2 separate regions of the Mus musculus genome follow, and region 1 is linked to region 2. Evidence: chromatin contacts called from ENCODE Hi-C or POLR2A ChIA-PET data. All regions are on one chromosome and are shown on one strand. The core of a region is the stretch at or near the end of the contact, and the rest is flanking DNA. Distances in the headings are between cores, read along the strand shown. Region 1 holds the start of Slc25a51 (solute carrier family 25, member 51). Region 2 holds the start of Dcaf10 (DDB1 and CUL4 associated factor 10).

Region 1 (3,482 bases), core at 379-2,878, 67 kb after region 2:
GTGTGACTAGCGTCTTTTTTTTTTTTTTTTTTTTGGGTTATGAGCTTAACAGCTTTAACAGCTGAGCCATCTCTGCAGCCTGTAACAAGTTTCTTAATGCAGCAACAAGAAGGAAAAACAGTGTGCAGTGTTCTGATAAGAGTTTAGAAGGCTCATCAAGTAAGGAGCTAACTGCCAATCAGCTCAATCGAGAGGTGGGAGAAAAATTCTGGAAAGTTGTCCTCTGACCTCCATTCAAGCGCCTTGGCACATTAGAGCCCCCCAACCTCCCTCCCCAAATATATATATATAAACTTTAAAACATGGCATGTTTTATAACAACACTCAGATCACTAACTTAACTCTGATAAACTGGTTCCTATTTAAATACTTCCAAATGATAATCTTTTGCAACTTACTATAAAATGTATTTACTACGACTGCTCTAGTTTGCTGTAAGGCACCGAACCTAACACAAGGGAGCAAAATCCACTTTGATCCAATAAGGGTCAAACTTCTGTGATGTAAGCACAGTGTAAATTCTAAATACTCAATGTAACTTTCAGCCCACAGGGATATGCAAAAGCCAGATATGACCTTAGTACAAAGGTCTTTGACCAAAAACAGGGCAAAGGGTGACTGTAATTCTTAAAAGACGTGAATTCCCACTAGTCAGCAGGTCTGAGTCAGCATACAAAACCAGGGTCAGGCAGGGTTCAAGTGCTAGTTACAGCAGGATTTTACCACTGCAAATGCAAAGCAACAGCTGTGACAAAAAAACCCATTATCTTAGCTTCTATCTGACAAAGGAGACTAGAGTCAATTCTTGTCAGAAGTGTCATGTCGCCCTAAGAAACGCTAAGGGTGACGACTCTGGTTTCTCATGTGCCCTGGATCCGAGTCTTCAAATCCTTTCAAAGCAAAGGCGCCGGAGATCCATTTTGGTACGGTAACTCCACACACAATTCATTCTGCTCAATAGACAACAGGTAAAAACTGACAACCAGAAGGTGGGCACTAGGACCAGCTGGGCAGCCTGTAGGGGCCAAGACAAAGGTTAAGCTAAAAGTCGTAAACATGGCCGAGGCGCTGCCATCCTCTACCTAAGCTAGCTACAACAATCCGCACAGAAGGGAACAATTGACGCCCGCCCACCCACCCGCCCGCCTTAGACTCTTTCCTGCGTGATGAAACATGGTGCCTCGGAACGAGCATTCTCCAGGCTTCCATCTGCCCACTCGGGGAGGACGGAGAGGCGCTGGGCGGAATGGCCAGCACCACCGGATACCACGGGCCGCCGCGATCCCGCGGGTGGCAGACAAAGGGAACCACGGGCCACCGCGATCCCCCGGGGCCTGCATCTCCCGAGCTGTGGGCGCCTCCCTGCCGGAGCGCGCCGCAGCACCACAGGGCCCTCGGCCGGAGCCGGGCCGCAGCTGCCGGGACCCGGACGCGTGGAGAGCGCAGGACCTGGAGCTCGGCAGCCCGCGACCCTGCTTCAAGCCTCCCTTCTCTCTGGCCCGAAGCTAGGGCAGCACAGCGGCCTCCGCTCCCCACCGCACCCCACCCAGGACTCACCCACGGCCCGGGGCGCAAGCCCGCAGGACGGCTGGCGAGCGAGCCCGCGCCCGCGCAGGCGCAGACTGGTCCGACCCAGGCAGGGGCGGGGCGGGGCGGGGCGGGACGTCGTCGAGCCACGTGACCAGGGCCCTGCCTCGCTCAGGGTCTGGGTAGCGCTATAGCTGCCTTGTACTGCGTCCGGTCCGGTACTGACTCTTGTCGCACCTTTTGCCAGGCTGTGGGGGTGCCGCTAGTCTCCCCGCCCCCCTGACTTAAGCTGAAGTTATACGGTGGCCTCGTTGTTCCACAAAACAGCAAGCGCGTCATTTAGCGTGTAGTCTGTTGAGATCCAGGGCTGTAGATAGCGCGTGCGTGGAGGCGCGAAAGCTTCTGATGAGGCGATCTCAAAGCTTGGTGGAGAGCTCTTTGTCACCGCACTTCACAGGACACCTGAGTTGTACATGAGGTCATACAGCTAGCCTCTTTTTCCTTAGATGCACACACAGTTTGTGGAGTCTTGGAAGGAGAACCCTGCTGTGAGTTAGGAGAGCCGGGTCAGAATTATAGCCGTGACATCCCTTGAGTGACTTTTGGCAAGTTATTCGTCTCTTCCATGAGTGGGTTCCTCCATGTTGTGACATTTGAACAATGGTTCTGATTTGCAGAACCACAGGCGATAAATGTCAGTGGACAGAAAGGACAAAGTCAGCCTTCGTGGGCAGGCTCTTCAGCAGACTCCTGAATGTGCGACCAGCTTGCCTCTTAGGACTGGGATTATCTCACCATTACACACCGTTCCAGGTGGGTGACCCAGCCTGCTTAGTGTTTACAGGTTTCTGAAGCTGTCGGAAACCACGCCTCCTAGGCCACGCCTTCTAGCGTCAGCAAACGGGAGTGTCAATCTTGGTATTTCAAAGCCTCCTTTAAGGAAGTTTGCCTAGAGATCCAGTCAATGAGTTCCTAAGAGGAAAAAAAATTACAAAACATTTCTTTTTTAAAAGAAAATAGATTTATTCTACTGTTAGCACATGTGTATAAGTACCCAGAGAGGCCAGAATAGGGCTTCAGATTTCTTGATCCTGGAATTATTAAAGGCTGTGAACTGTCCCATGTGGGTGCCAGACTCAAGAAGAGTATATGTTCTTTTCTTTTTCTTTTTCTTTTTCTTTTTCTTTTTTTTTCCAGAGCTGAGGACCGAACCCAGGGCCTTGTGCTTGCTAGGCAAGCGCTCTACCACTGAGCTAAGTCCCCAGCCCCTTTTTTTGTTTGTTTGTTTGTTTGGTTTGGTTATTTTCGAGACAGAGTTTCTCTGTATAGCCCTGGCTGTCCTGGAACTCACTCTGTAGACCAGGCTGGCCTCGAACTCAGAAATCCACCTGCCTCTGCCTCCCGAGTGCTGAGATTAAAGGTGTGCGCCACCAACGGCCCGGCACAGTGTATGTTCTTAACTGAGTGACCAAGCAACCTCTCCAGCACCCAACCCTCAAGTCTTAAAATAAGTTCCTGATTTTGGGTTGGGCCACACTGCTAGTGTCCTCTGCCACACGTACAGTCATGGCTCCCTGAGGAGGTGCCAGCTGTGCAGCAGGTACCTCCAAGGGAGGTCAGAGTCTGATGGACCCAAAGCCTACAAAAGCAGAAGTATGAGAGGCTTTCCCCTTGAGAAGGTGTGGGAACAAAAAAACGGGGCCCGGGGGAAGTGGGAAAAGGGAAAAAAGGCCCACACCCCGCCAGAGTTTCCCTATCCTATGACCACCGGGGTTCAGACCTCAGCTCGACTGGAGACCAGCCTGTCTGTGCAGAGCCCAGTGCCCCACAATAAGGAACCAGGGACAGATTCATGGGGTAAGAGGTGTTTGAACTGGGCCTCAGGGTGATCTGATGGAATATGGGCCAGAGAAGGAAGTCACCTCAACAGTGGGAGGGAATAAGACAGTAAATGC
Region 2 (3,406 bases), core at 620-3,119:
GTGCTCTTAGCCGCTAAGCCATCTCTCTGGCCCCTAAAGGCAGCATGCCAACAGGAAGAGGCACAGCTGAATTTGAGTGCGATTTTTAGTGCTCTCTCAGGTTTTATTTTTACTGATATTATAGAATCATGGTCTTTTTTTTTTTTAAGTTTGATTTTTATTTATACAAGTACACTGTCGCTGTCTTCAGACACACACCACAAGAGAGCATCAGATCCCATTATAGATGGTTGTGAAGCCACCGTGTGGTTGTTGGGAATTGAACCCTGGTCCTCTGGAAGAGCAGTCAGTGCTCTTAACCTCTGAGCCATCTCTCCAGCCCTAGGGTCATAGTTTTAATGTAATATGCTCTTATTTTAGGTTTCAGTAAAAATATCTGGAATAAATGAATATTCACATATTAAATACAAGCATTTTTAAAACCACATATTACTAACTTACTTATTCTGTGCTATAACCACCATTGCCTTGAGCTTATTCACAATTTAACTTTTTGAGAGTCATTATGACATGAACAGAGAACATGTAAACTTATAAACTCTTGTTTATTCCAATTTTCTTTCCTTAGATTCTCTAAATTGTCAGTGAACATGGTTAGTTTTTTCTTCTTCTTTTCTACGGTACTAGGGGTTGAAGTTAGGGCTTCACACACGTTAGATAAACGTTCCACCGCTGAACCACATCCTCAGCCCAGTGAACAGCTCTTCAATGCCTTTGGGACCTTAGTATGCTTTTCATGGGGAATGCCCTGCACTGTGAAATCTGATTATGTGGAGCCAATTCAGACCGAATGATGATTTCTTGATTTTCTGTCTAAAGTTCAACCATTGAATATCTAAGTCCCTTTCTGCAGACATCTTCCAGGTCTGTCTTCACGGGTTGGCACATCCTCCAGGTTTATATCACAGTCACTAAAACGTAAACTCCCTACAACGCTACAGACCTACAGAATTGGTTGGGGTTTATTTTGTTTTGTTTGTTATCTATCTGCCTTTCCTTTTACCTCGGGCTATCCTTTTTGAGGACTAAACTTCCCTGCACTGGAAACCTCTATTCCCTGTTAATGAGTTCCCTGAAAAGAGGTACTCAGCAGCTGGAGCAGAGAGGAATATCGTCAGGGGCAGCAGGAGCGGAGACAGGGGAATATCATCAGGGGCAGCAGGGGCGGAGACAGGGGAATATCGTCAAGGCCCGGGCAGTGCTTGGCAGATGTAGTATGAGTATGACGGACAGTGGGCTCTGGCTTTGTGGATTTGAATTGATTGATCTCTAGCTCCCCTCATTTACTCCTAGCTGCACGTATGTTCTTTTTGCGGGGAAGAGAAGAAGGCTCTAACCCTGATAAAGATTTCCCTTACTGTGCAGCAACCAAGATTTGGGCAGATATGTATGACATCAATAGATTCCTTTAGTCTAGGCCCTGTACAGTCCAATGCTTTTTAAATTCGACTGCTCTTGAATCTTTATAGAGTTCTAGGCTGAGTAAGTAGGCAGTGTGCCAAGAGCTTTACTGTGTGACCTACATATAATACAGTAATCACCGTCCCCTCCCCCAGCCCCTCTTGCTGCTCCATTTCAGTGTAAGGACAACAGTAGATAATCCGACCCAGTCTGGTAGGACTGGTCCGGCACACAGCCAGCCAGTGCTCCCTGACAGCTGAGGGCCGACTCTCTGCTGGTTGTAGTCGGGTTCTGTGTGCCCTACATTGCACACACAGGGCTCGTGGATCCTGACTTCACAGTCCTCCTAGGTTGTGGCGCACCCGGCGGTGGTGTCCCTGCTTTTACGTCCCCGGCAGAGGGCAGCCTAGCGGCGGCGCGGGTTTCCCAGCCGGCGGCTTTAGGGCGCGACACCCGGAAGTGGCGGCTGGAGCGGGAGCGCTGAGTTGTCGGGCGGCGGGACAGCGGCCCGGAATAGGGGGCGGGGGCGTTGGTCATGTTTCCCTTCGGGCCCCACAGCCCGGGCGGGGACGAGACGGCTGGAGCCGAGGAGCCGCCGCCTCTCGGAGGGCCGGCGGCAGCTTCCAGACCGCCCTCTCCAGCTCCGCGACCGGCGTCTCCGCAGCGAGGAGCTGACGCGGCCTCTCCCCCGCCGGTCGCCGGGAGCCCTCGCCTCCCGGGCGGCCCCGCGGTGTCCCCAGCCGAGCGCGCCGGAGAGTTCGCGGCTCCCGGAGCTCTGGAGTTGTCCGCCGCCACCGCGTCGGCGTCGCAGGCAAAGCTGTCACCCTCCTCCTCGCCGCGCAGACGCTCGAGGCCGGACTGGAGGGCGGGCGGGCGGAGCCGGCAGGGCCTCGGCGCAGGCCTGGGCGGCCCCGGGGCCAGACTGTTCGGGTGGCTGAGAGAGCGAAGCCTCGGTCGCGGGCTGTTCGTGGACCCGGCTCGGGACAATTTCCGCACGATGACTAACCTGTATGGGTCCATCCATCCCGCAGACTCGGTGTACCTCAGCACCCGCACCCACGGTGCTGTCTTCAACCTCGAGTACTCTCCGGACGGGTAAGCTCCTACACCCCAGCGGGCTCCCTCCGCTCAGGCTGGCCGCAGCCGCTGGCCTTCGTGCCCCCCGGTACTTTGTCACCTATGAGCCCTGGCCTGGCCTGTTGGGATAGGCAGGCCCAGTGCTTCCCTTCGGGGTCCTGGAGGCTCGGGGAAAGAGAACTACTTTTAAGCCGTCGCTTCAGGTCAGTCGGAGCCAGTACACAACTAGGGCGTTCTGGTACACCAAAACAAATAGGCTTTAAAGAAATGCTCGTCGTTTTCCTGTGATCCTCAGTTGGCTTTGTTCTGATCTGAATTTATGTGAAAGGTAGAAAACTTGCAGACTCTTTGGACCGTGTGCCAGATCCTGCCACGAAGGAGACAAATGAAGGCTTTAGAAAGACACTAAGACTGCAGAAATCCGCTTCTCAGGGTTTGGGCCATTTTGTGGGATAGACTGCATGCTTAGACTGCTAAGATGATTGCTCTTGGTTTACTTCAAGCCATAGGGAATTTTCAGACTACCCCAGGGAAATTTAGTAGTACTCTGTCTTGTGAGTGCACAAGTTTAACAACAAGTTTAAAATACTGCTTGTGGCTCCACGGTAAGATGACATAATAACATTCTTATCACAATATATCAAGACTACATATATATTAAAACATTATAAAACAACCGGTAAACTATATTAAAAGGAGAAGAAAATAGGCTTGAAGGGGGGGAAGCGACTAAGTTAAATCATAATGATGAGGACTCAGCTCTATTTGGAATCTTTCATGGGTATTTACATAAAGATTAAACAAGTATTAGATTTAAAATACAGCAGTGTTTGACACTTCTGGGAGAAAACAGCACATTTATCACCATAAGGGAAAATTTAATATACATAGTATACCTCTGTTAATTAGACAGACCTAAACAGAAGAA

The links. A loop is a pair of places that touch in the nucleus more often than their neighbours do. ChIA-PET counts read pairs that join two places held with the same protein, here RNA polymerase II (POLR2A).
Region 1: a loop to region 2 is called in a map of heart, with 9 times the contacts of the local background. The contact joins the promoter of Slc25a51 here to the promoter of Dcaf10 in region 2. A Hi-C loop is called at or near these places in 12 of 37 maps with a recorded cell type or tissue (T-helper 17 cell, adrenal gland, gastrocnemius and 3 more). POLR2A ChIA-PET finds 5 or more read pairs at or near these places in 1 of 5 experiments (Patski).

Annotation. Positions count from the first base shown.
Region 1 is chr4:45,407,138-45,410,619 of GRCm38, forward strand. It overlaps Slc25a51 (solute carrier family 25, member 51), which reads right to left and starts at 1,629. Exons shown (of 3, transcript NM_001009949.3): 1 at 1,558-1,629. It overlaps Gm46852 (a long non-coding RNA gene), which reads left to right and starts at 2,253. Exons shown (of 3, transcript XR_001784277.2): 1 at 2,253-2,340.
Region 2 is chr4:45,340,232-45,343,637 of GRCm38, forward strand. Dcaf10 (DDB1 and CUL4 associated factor 10) reads left to right here and starts at 1,870. Exons shown (of 7, transcript NM_153167.2): 1 at 1,870-2,496. The coding sequence starts at 1,937.